Regions from separate parts of the Homo sapiens genome. Here region 2 is linked to region 1. A link is a contact called in ENCODE Hi-C data. All regions are on one chromosome and are shown on one strand. Each heading gives the region's core, a stretch centred on a gene start or an enhancer-like site at or near the end of the contact. The rest is flanking DNA. Distances are from core to core; before and after follow the strand shown. Region 1 overlaps MYO16 (myosin XVI). Region 2 overlaps LINC03082 (long intergenic non-protein coding RNA 3082).

Region 1 (5,130 bases), core at 759-3,258:
TTAGGGATGATTGGCATTTTTACTATATTGAATCTTCCAATAAATGAACATTATAAGTCTCTTTTTCTTTCATTGGTATTTTTTTTTCATTTTCAGCCTCCAGATTCTGTACATGTTTTGTTAAGTGTATACTTAAGTATTTAATTTTCCTGGAGAAATTGGAAAGGGTGTTATGTTTTAAATTGCAGTTTTCACACGTTCACTGTTAATACATAATGATTAATATATGTGATTGATTTTGCGCACTGATCTCATATCCTGTCAATCGCTGAACTCACTAGTTTTAGGAGATCTTTTGCTTTTTAAGCTCCTTGGTTCTTCGCACTCCCCTTTTTCACAAAGCCTGATGGTGCCTTCTTTAGACTAAGTTTCTAAATTAAAATTTTATCAATCAGTATGAAAAAAGCACACCTTCTCCAGCAATACAGTTATCTTCGTTCTTACAGAAGAAACAGTGGCAAACCAGATGAATATGTGTTACAATTGTATAAAATTCGACTTGTGCTTTGGACAAGAAATGGTTTTCATTACAAGTTAAATTTATTGAAAATAAGTCTGTAACAACAACTGTTGACTATGTGCTATTTCTAATTAACTCATCCATTTAACCAACTTGTTTATTGTCCTGACAACAAAGAGCAGGCTGATGCTATGTCTTCCAAAGTGAGTCCATAACATAGCCAAAATAATTTGTGTATATATGTGAGGTGTGAGGTGTGAGTGTGGGTGTGTGTGCTAATACTTTTGCTTTGAGGCAAAGTAAAACTAGTTCTGGAATAAGTTTCTTGTGTCACCTGAGAACGCATAAGTAAGATTAAGCCATGGACTAAATCACAGGAGGGTTTTCCTTTTGAACAGAGGAGTCCACACTGGAGATTTCTTTCAAGAAGTGCTATGTGGAGGCACAGACAAAAAATGTTCCCATCCAGCATGAAGCATCACTCTAAGGAGTGGGAATAGATATGATTCAAAGATCAAATACAAACATTGACTGTTTGCCAAAAACATCCCCATGGAACTTCAAAGGCCTGTGTGCTCTCCCTGAGGCCGCACCTACTGTGTCTCCAGGGTGCAGGTGTGGCCCCACTCAGCAGGCGCAGAGATCAGCGCGCATGAAACAATCCTTGTGTGCCTACTTGTGTACCCAAGGCATGCTGGGATTGAAGGTTCAAGTATAAATAAAAATGTTACTACTTAAAGACAAACTTGTTTAGTCCATTCACCAAGTCAGAGACTCGCAGAGTACAAACACAATGTGTTGCTCAGTTTTTTTATCTGCTGTGCGAATACAAAGGAACAGTGTCTTCTCTATTGTGCGCAGAGCTATTTTTTACTTGGTGATGTTTAATATATAAACAGAAGCCAAATAAGGCAAAATTAAACAGTTGGTATCAATAAAGACAGCACACTTTGCTAATGACGATGGCCAAGTGCTGCTTTTTGCCCATGCACCCTCACTTTGCTCCTAAAACAGAAATTCTTTTCTGTATTGTTTTCGAACTATCTGAAACATATTAACTAATTTTAAATTTTAAGTCTCCCCCTCCTCAAGGAATATGAGTACAACTTTTTATTAACCATGCGTTCAGATACACAAGTCTCCACCTGGAAAGTATTAATATATGAGTCACAAACTGTTTTGTTTGGAAAGAGAAAATCTTGTCAGTGGTCTCCAGGAAAAGAACAGAATCTAATAAATTCAGGAAAAGAACAGAATCCTTTTAACAAATTACACATTCAGAAAGTCTTCGGGTCTTGTGACATTCCCAGAATAGTTCATCCATATTTTTCTAATCAGTTGAAATATTTCAAAACATCTGGTGAAACAAATTCAAAACTCTTGACACCTTACACATAGTGAATGATCGTATGGCCAATTATTTGTTTCTTGGAAACGTCTAGTTGGGAGAGCCGGGGGGTGGAGACAGACAGGGTGGCTGTGTCTTGCACAGAAGGCCCTGGACAACGGTTAAGGGGCTGACCGCAGCCTGAACTCATCCCCGAGCCTTGTGTCCAGCATAAACACAGCCAGAAACACACACCCAGAACTGCTGATATTTCAGTGAGTGAAGCTGTGAAATGGAGAGAAAAATACCTTTTTGCTCAGAAAGTGTGGGTTGGCCTGGCCTCGAAGATGGTAGGATTAGTTTAACAACTCAAGGCCTGGGGAGCTGCATCTGACTGGAGGGAGAGGTGGGCAGAACTTTCTCTAACTCACACCAAGACATCCTCAGCCTAGGGAGGGTTCTGTACAGGAAGAGGGCAGCGCGCATGCACACAGAAATATGCCGCAGGCGAGGCTGAACAGGTGCTGAAGTCCTCCTCAGGGGAGAAGGTGACCAGAAAGCATGTGTAAGGCCATGTCCACAGCACCAACAGGAAGGATAAACTTCAACCCAACCCTGTGTCTTAAATACCGACTAACATAGGCATCTTCACCAAAACTTTAGTAATATGCAAATATTATAGTTTATTTGATTCAGACACATGACCATGTACAGATAGTTACTACTGACAAAGGTATTCTTAGGCAGGTTCATCCAGGCCCACCCCTGACCTTCATCAAATGCTGATAAAGTATGGTGTGAACAACATCGCGCTGAATGTAACCCACAAATGTATTAAGCAACCTCTTTCAGCTTAGCAGGACTAAAAGAAAATTTTAATTACCCAGTCTCTACAAGAAATACAAAAATTAGCTGGGCATAGTGGCCTGTAACTGTAGTCCCTGCTATTTGGGAGGCTGAAGTGGGAGGATCACTTGGGCTTAGGAGGCTGGGGCTGCAGTGAGCTGTGATCCTGCCACTGCACTCAAGCCTGGGTGACAGAGCGAGACTATATCTCAATAAAAAAAAAAATCCATCTCTATCTCTGTATAGATCCATACCCTCTTGGCTATTGGCTCTGTTTTTCTGGAGAACCCTGACCAATACACTCTCTTCTCCGCATTTCACTTATTCATACATTTAAATATTTAATAACTCCTATTTAACAAAAAATTAAATGTCATGAACTTGTTTACAGATAAAGATCATGTCTTAAAATTCCTGGTGGATTCTCATAAAATTTAAATTAATATTGGGTGTACAGAAGGTTTACACATACCTGGAAGTTTCCATATGTATTTCAAAGTTTCCATATGTATACCTAGTTGGTTACATTTTTACCCAATAGGTTCCCAGTATATCTGGAAGTGCCATACATAGCTGGCTGATAAGTCCATAGTGAACACCAGCTCTACTCGTTTCCTTTGGTCAAAGGTTGTCAAAATAAGTGAAAAATTTATGCCATAAAAGTCAAACCCCCTTTTTTTTTTGCCAAAATCAAAAGAAACAAATACTCTAACAAAGAACGTATTAGGAAAAGTTATCTAGTAAAGAGAGTTTAGTATAAGAAACAAACATACAAATATTGATCAGAGATGCTCTGGAAGGAAGTATGACAAAATGGGGAGGAGGGAAGGGATGGAGATACAATAAAATACTGACAAACAGAAATTTAAATACTCCACTTACTTAGTCTGATTGCCTTCACTGATAAGATAATTAGACAAACAGCAAATTTTATCTTCAAAAAATGGCATGTCTACCCCCAGGCACACAGACGCACCTTCCAGGTACACAGCTCAGAAGTCTGGCTTCAGGATATCATGGGGGAAGCATGCTAAACACCTTTCTGACATGTTAATTAGAAACATCAGCACCTCCAGCTTTAAAGATTCATTAAAATTGAGATTTTAATGAAGAACTTAAAATGAGTAAAACGTGTACACTCTACAGGCAATCTTTAAAAGTAAAATTCAGGAAGATTTTTTTTCAACCACAAAAACGTATTCAAATATAGGCTGTACCTACTGAGGTAAACTTATCCAAAACAATGTATGTAACTAAATGACATCAGTAATAGGATATTGGATCTGGCTATTTCAGAATAGACTCATAAAGTAAATAAAACTAAATAATCTAAATTTTCTTTTCTGCTAAATGTAAAAGCTGAGTAAAAATGCCTAGTTAATTATAATTAATCCTAATAAGTCAAGATAAAAAAAGAATAGAAATGTGGGTTCCATTTTGACACCTAATGTTCTATTGCATAGGATTTGGCTCCTATTTTAAAAATAATTTCTAGTCAAGGATGTGTTTCAGAACCATTGTTGTGATTACTTATATGCTACATATTTTCAATAAGAAACGCTAGTTATGAAATAACAAAGTTCAAATAATGAATAACCCTCCAAATAAGTGGTCCCTGGCCATGAATTGTGCTTTCAGGTCACAATCACTTCTACATTAAAGAAATTTTCCAGAAAGACCCAATCACATTGTCTAAATGTCATCATACATTTACATTAAAAAATTAATGGAAAGTGAAAAATTCTGAAACTAATTGTCAGTAAAGTTTGGACTGATGTGCTTCAGCTCCAGTTGTAATATTCTAATTTAGAGATGTTAGTGTGAGAAATCGAAGTAAGTTACACAAGAATATTGTGAAGCAATCAGTTACATAGAAAGATACTGAATCAATACAAAATATTTAAAACCTGTTTTACAAAAGATGGATTCTGGAAACTTCGAGACAAGCACGCATACTGGGCTTAATATGTTTGTTGACTCAGAGAAATAATTAGCATTCTGTTATATCTTTCTCACGCACTTAGGAAATGAAGCAATATTATGACCTAGCAAAAACTGGGTTACTCATTTACTATTACTACTGCCATTTTGCAATATTGTTCCTATTTAGAAAATAACTCTACAGTTGTCTAAACCAATTACACCCATTAAAAATACTAATAAAAGTGTTATAAGGAAAATATGATTAAACTCAGGTGCTTCATCTCTGACAAATATATCTTCAATTTTAAAACATGCAAAGTATATATTTCTTTAGAAATAAATTGAAATGGAATTATGATATTGTAGGCTCTTTAGACATTATTCTTTAGTAATCGCTCTCATACTATCTTTCCACCCAATTTTCTGCTTTTAATGCCTTAACTTCAATAATTACATTTAAGGTATCAAATACTTCAAACAGTTAACAACAAATCTCAACATTTACGAAAATAAAAACTAAATTAGCAAGATTTATATCAGTAGACATTTACTTCTGATTTGTTAGGGAATTAAA
Region 2 (5,130 bases), core at 992-3,491, 1.2 Mb before region 1:
AACCACCCAAGACCAATGTCAACTTGCCATGTCAGCCAGGAGCCTTCCCCTGGGTGGCAGCACACTCCACACAAAGCAGGCAGAGCAGGCCCGCTGCAGCATCCAGGCCCTGCTGGGAGGGATCCCTACTGGAAGTGCACTCACAGCCTGGTCAGCCTCATTCCTGGGCCTCTTGAGGCTCCCATGCATTTGCCAGAGCCCGCCCACACTTGCACTCCTACACTCACTTAGAAACACACACACACACTGCCACAGCCACACACACACTCACATGTACACAACCACATCAACACTCACACACTTATTCACAAACTCACACACACACTCATACATGCACACAGGTGTATACTTGCACATCCACACTCATAAATGCACATCCACAGCCCACACAACCTCATGCACATACACATATACACACATTCACACTCATCTCTACCCACACACATGCACACTTATTCACAAACTTATACATACACACACAGGCCCATACTCACACACACCCAACACAGGCAGTCACACACGCACACACCCTCTCACTCTTGCACGTGCACACACATTCTCACACACACTCCTATACTTATTCACATACACACTCTGTGACACACTCATGCTTGTAGACACTCACATGCACACTCGCCCATACCTAACATGATGTTACACACACTCAATCACAGCATGCTCACAATCAAACCCACACACTGTCACACACTCACACACGTGTGTTCTGTTGCACACTCACACTCTCACACTGGTGCAGTGCCTCCCTTGGGCACCTGCTGTCTTTGGCTCTAAAGCTTACGGAAGTGGCGGCCTTGCCCGAGCCAGGCCTAGTTGCTTGCTAGGGCCTTGTTAATGGCGCCTCAGTGTGGAGAACGGCGGGAAGTACGTTTTGCTTCCCAGGGTGGTTGATCCCGAGACCACAGGTTCCAGCCTGTCTGCCGCCCCAGGGTGCTGACAGGAGCTGCCTCCACTGCCTTGTGTGCCATGTCTATATTAAATTAGGGGTCCCCATGTCCCCAAGGCCCACTCTCCGCTAGGCTGTGCCCCTGACGTTCACAGAGGCAACACCCTCTTTGATGACTTACCAGCGTCCACAGAGTGACTCCAAAGGCCAGAAGTGCCAACAACTCAACTGGGCACTTGGCACCACACTTGGAACCTCCGACTGCCCCAAGCATGTGACCCGGGAGCCTCCTGGATCCATGCTGCTGTGGCAGCTCCCTCCAGAACTTCAGGTCCCATCGCCAAGGGATCCCTGAGAACAGGGCTGACGGAGAAGGTCTGGGCCTAGTCTTAGCAGTGCCACCCTTTTGTGGAGGGACAGTGTTCTGAGCCTCGATATCCTCCTATGGAAAACAAAGGTTTTAGGACTTTGATCTTAGTGCACTCGGGCCACTGCAATGAATTGCCACAACCTCGGGCTTGACACAAGAAGTGTGTTTTTTCACAGTTCTGGAGGCTGAGGGTCCAAAATCATGGGGTCCACAGGCCGTGGTCCCTCTGAAGGCTCCGGAAAGGGTCTCCCCTGCTTCCAGCCTCTAGTGCTGATGCAGTCCTTGGCATTGCTCGGCTTCCAGCCACATCGCTCCCGTCTCTGCCTCTGTGGTCACTTGAGGTCTTCCCTGTGTGTCTCGGTATAAATTTCCTCCTCTTAGGAGGACCTCCATCATTGGATTAAGTCCCCAGGTAAGCCAGCATGACCTCATTTTAACTCGATCACATTCACAAATACCTATTTCCAAATAAGGTCCCATTCACAGGTACGGTTTACAACTTGAACTTGGCTTTCTGGGAGACACAATTCACCCCTAACACTGACCTTCAAGATCGTGACATTTAGAGATGATGTGTAACCAGAGATTATTAATATTACAGTAAATGACATGAAGAAAAGGAATAAAGTGTCAGGCAGCTCTACCCACCAGCCTGAGCACATTTCTGAATCTAACTGGCAGCTCAGTTTGGGGGCAGTTCTCACCCTCATCTGATCTTCTGCTGCTCAGGACTGAGAGTCCTGCTTTAGAATCTGCTCAGCCCTAACATCTCAGGGCCCCACAGAGGCTCGGCCTTCCTTCAGCGAGGCTGAAGGACCTGGGAGGTCTCTGAGATGAGGTATGGGGGAGTGCCACTCTACTTCCTTATTAGGGGCGAGCTGTCTTGGAGCTGGTCTCGGTAAAGAGCTGTCTCTGCTCCTGCCCCCAGCCTGCTCTGCCATGCAGTGCCTCTGGGCAGCTTCCCAGGGCTCAGGTCCAAGCTGCAGCTCCTTGCCTCAGAGCACACACTGCTTTTAGCTTCAAAGTCATGGTCAGCACTCCAGCCCCAGCTCTCTAAGCCTGAAATTCAAAGCAATTCCCAGAGTCAGCGTGGCCTTTTGGAGGTACCCCCTGTTATTCATCGATGGAGCCCCTGTTCCCGTGCAAAGGACAGCCCACGTAATCACAGCTCCATCCTGCGCCAGGCCTCGGGGAATGAAGTTCATCCTCATGTTGGATGGCCGATGTCCTCCATAAACATTCCACAGCTTCGTAAACTCATGACTGTCTTTGAACACAGGCTGTTCCTATCAACCTTCAATCTTCAACTCTTTCCCTTGGGCGACCCCTTCCCAGAAAACCTGGCGTTTCTACACTTTCATCTTTAACGGAGTGTCTTTGATATATGCTGTCACTTCTGTAATATACTTGTGAAACATTTTCTATGACTATTGTCGTAAAAGAGGAGACCAATCCTCAAGCCATATAACAACAGCAAGAAGTCCATTGACCAACATAAACATATGTCTACATAATTAATGCTGTTTCCTCTAAGAAGCTGGCTTGCATGTGAAATGAATGAGAGGTGCTGATAATGAATTGAGAAGTAGTCGCCATACGGCTAATGGTTCCAGGACCTGTCGTTGGCTCTGGAGACAGAGTGCTGAGTTAGGTATCATGGCTCCATCTTCACCTGCTGGCTCTGTGTCCTCATGGGAGTGAGTTAACTCATCCAAGCCTTAGTTTAGGCATCTGTAGAATGGAAATACTAGTAGGCCCCATCTCCTAAATGGATTCTCAGCTTGCCCTGATGCTCCCGCTGCTGGGCTGTCCTGCAGGCCGGCCATGCACCCCTCTGCCTTGCCCTGAGGTAATCCATGTGCAATTCCTTACTGTGTTACTTGGCTCATAGAGGCACTTAGTAAATGTTAGGCATTTATTCTTAGCAATCACACTATTAACAGAAATAAAGGAAGCCAATGGAACAGTGATAGAAAAACCTGGAACTTGGGTTCAGAATGAACTCTTTCATGTTCTAGTTAAGTTTCTTCAGAAAAGTCAAAACTTCTTCCAACCTCACCCACTGCACCTCTAAAATGGGATAATAATGACATTCCCTCACACGGATGCCATGAGGCTGCAATGCATGGAAAGATGTGGAGTTGCTATTCCAAAGTTATTTATCACTAAAGTCATTCAAGCTCTGTTTTATTCCCAAGAAATAGGTAGGAGAGTTAAAGACATCTTGACTTTGTAGAATGAATGAGACCACATGTGCTGAAGTCCTTCAAAGTTTGTCAAGCTTTCACCATGTGAGGCACCACGATGGTTACTAAGGAGACACTGAGCAAGGGCCATAGATGTGGCTTCCAGTGTAGGTCTTGAAAAGGACATGACTTGTCCATGAACCTGGACTTGAATTCTGGCCCTCATTCCTCTCAATTAAGTGTCGCCGTGAGTGGCTGGGCCACTTTTGCACGGAGTTACTTTCGGTCAGCTGCCTCTGCCTGCCCTTGCTAAGTTCTCAAGAGAGCAAATGTCACAGCAGTCTGTGCCCTGGGAACAGGGAATGGGCCTCACACTGTCCCTCCCACCACATGGCCCCTGTCTTGTGCTTTAAAATATGACATCTAAAAAATGCAAACCTGCCAGTACACAGTGGAGTCTAATCTCATGATGTCAGAATGCTTGGCAGGCCTTGAGATATCGTTGAAGATAAAGCCGAAGGGGGCACTATGGGAAGTGCTCCTGCCATACTGTGGGGAGAGACTTTTTCTAAAATAACATAGGAACTGTTTGTCAGGGATGGAAGAGTTTGGTGGTGGTGGTTGTGGTCATGTCTTGGACACCATAAAAAAGGTGGGAGGAAAAATCTGCAGAGGACCTGCTGAGACACCGTGGGAAGCAGCCTGCATGGGGGCTGCCCTCTGGGAAGGAGCAGGCTGTGTCGGGCAAGTTGCTAGCTCCAGGGCCTGGGCACGAGGCTGTGCAACATGGGCCGGATTGGACTGCTCCTCACGGGACCAGCTTCTCGCTCACCTGGCAAGGCCCAGGCAGAGAAGCCTGAGGTGGGCTCCCACAATCACAGACCCAGTGCATTTGGAAACAAACAAACAAAAAACAAAACGCCAGCTCTGGCTCCCAGATATGGATGAGATGTTACTGTCCTCCTCCCACAGGCAGGTGCAGGGCTTAATCCAGGTGTTCTCAGACAGCGGTCCCTGCACCAGCAGCATCACCATCACCACCATCACCTGGGCTCTTGTTACAGGTGCAGATTCTGGGGCCCCATCCTGCACCTTGTGAATTAGCAACTCTGGGCTAAGCCCCAGCAATCTGCGTTTAGCAAGCCTGTCAGGAGACGCTGACGCCAGCTCAATTTGGAAGCTCTGGGCTTATTTAAACATAAGTCTGAAGATATACATACACATATTTAAAGTTATAAGGGGTTAAAAATAAACTGCTTTTTTCTAGTTATTCATTTTCTAGGAATTTATTGCCTTTCTAGAGATTTATTCTATGGATACACTCATATAAGTATGTAAAGATGTGGGCATGAGTTCTATTAGAAGTGAAAGTAATATAAAGGTTTATCAATAAAGCAATGGTTAAATAAGCTGTGTTGTATATACGATGGAAACCCAAGCTTCCTAAGTCTACATCTAAGTATTAAGATAATAAGGTAGGTTTATAGATACTCATCTATACACATGACTAAGATATGTTGTTAAAGGAAAAAAAAAACAAGTTGTAGAACTGTATACAGAATGTAATCCCCTAGTGTTTGTAAAAGGAGGCCACACACACACACACACACAAGCATATTAGTTTGTGTCTGGAAAATACACAACATGAGCTTGTATTAATCTAATAATAT

Evidence for each region. Hi-C counts contacts between places; a loop is a spot of excess contacts on that map.
Region 2: a loop to region 1 is called in a map of posterior vena cava, with 8 times the contacts of the local background. The contact joins two enhancer-like sites. A Hi-C loop is called at or near these places in 7 of 168 maps with a recorded cell type or tissue (GM23248, endothelial cell of hepatic sinusoid, esophagus squamous epithelium and 4 more).

Annotation. Positions count from the first base shown.
Region 1 is chr13:108,944,474-108,949,603 of GRCh38, reverse strand. All of the region lies in intron 16 of MYO16 (myosin XVI), which reads right to left. Among named protein-coding and RNA genes, the nearest start is that of MYO16-AS2, 150 kb to the left of the region's middle. Within about 2 kb of position 2,008, at least 6 of the 41 ENCODE cell types and tissues checked have a DNase peak (open chromatin) inside an H3K27ac peak, as active enhancers do; they include stomach, where a contact is called at or near this core.
Region 2 is chr13:110,104,012-110,109,141 of GRCh38, reverse strand. All of the region lies in intron 1 of LINC03082 (long intergenic non-protein coding RNA 3082), which reads left to right. Among named protein-coding and RNA genes, the nearest start is that of LINC03032, 15 kb to the left of the region's middle. Within about 2 kb of position 2,241, at least 11 of the 41 ENCODE cell types and tissues checked have a DNase peak (open chromatin) inside an H3K27ac peak, as active enhancers do; they include stomach, where a contact is called at or near this core.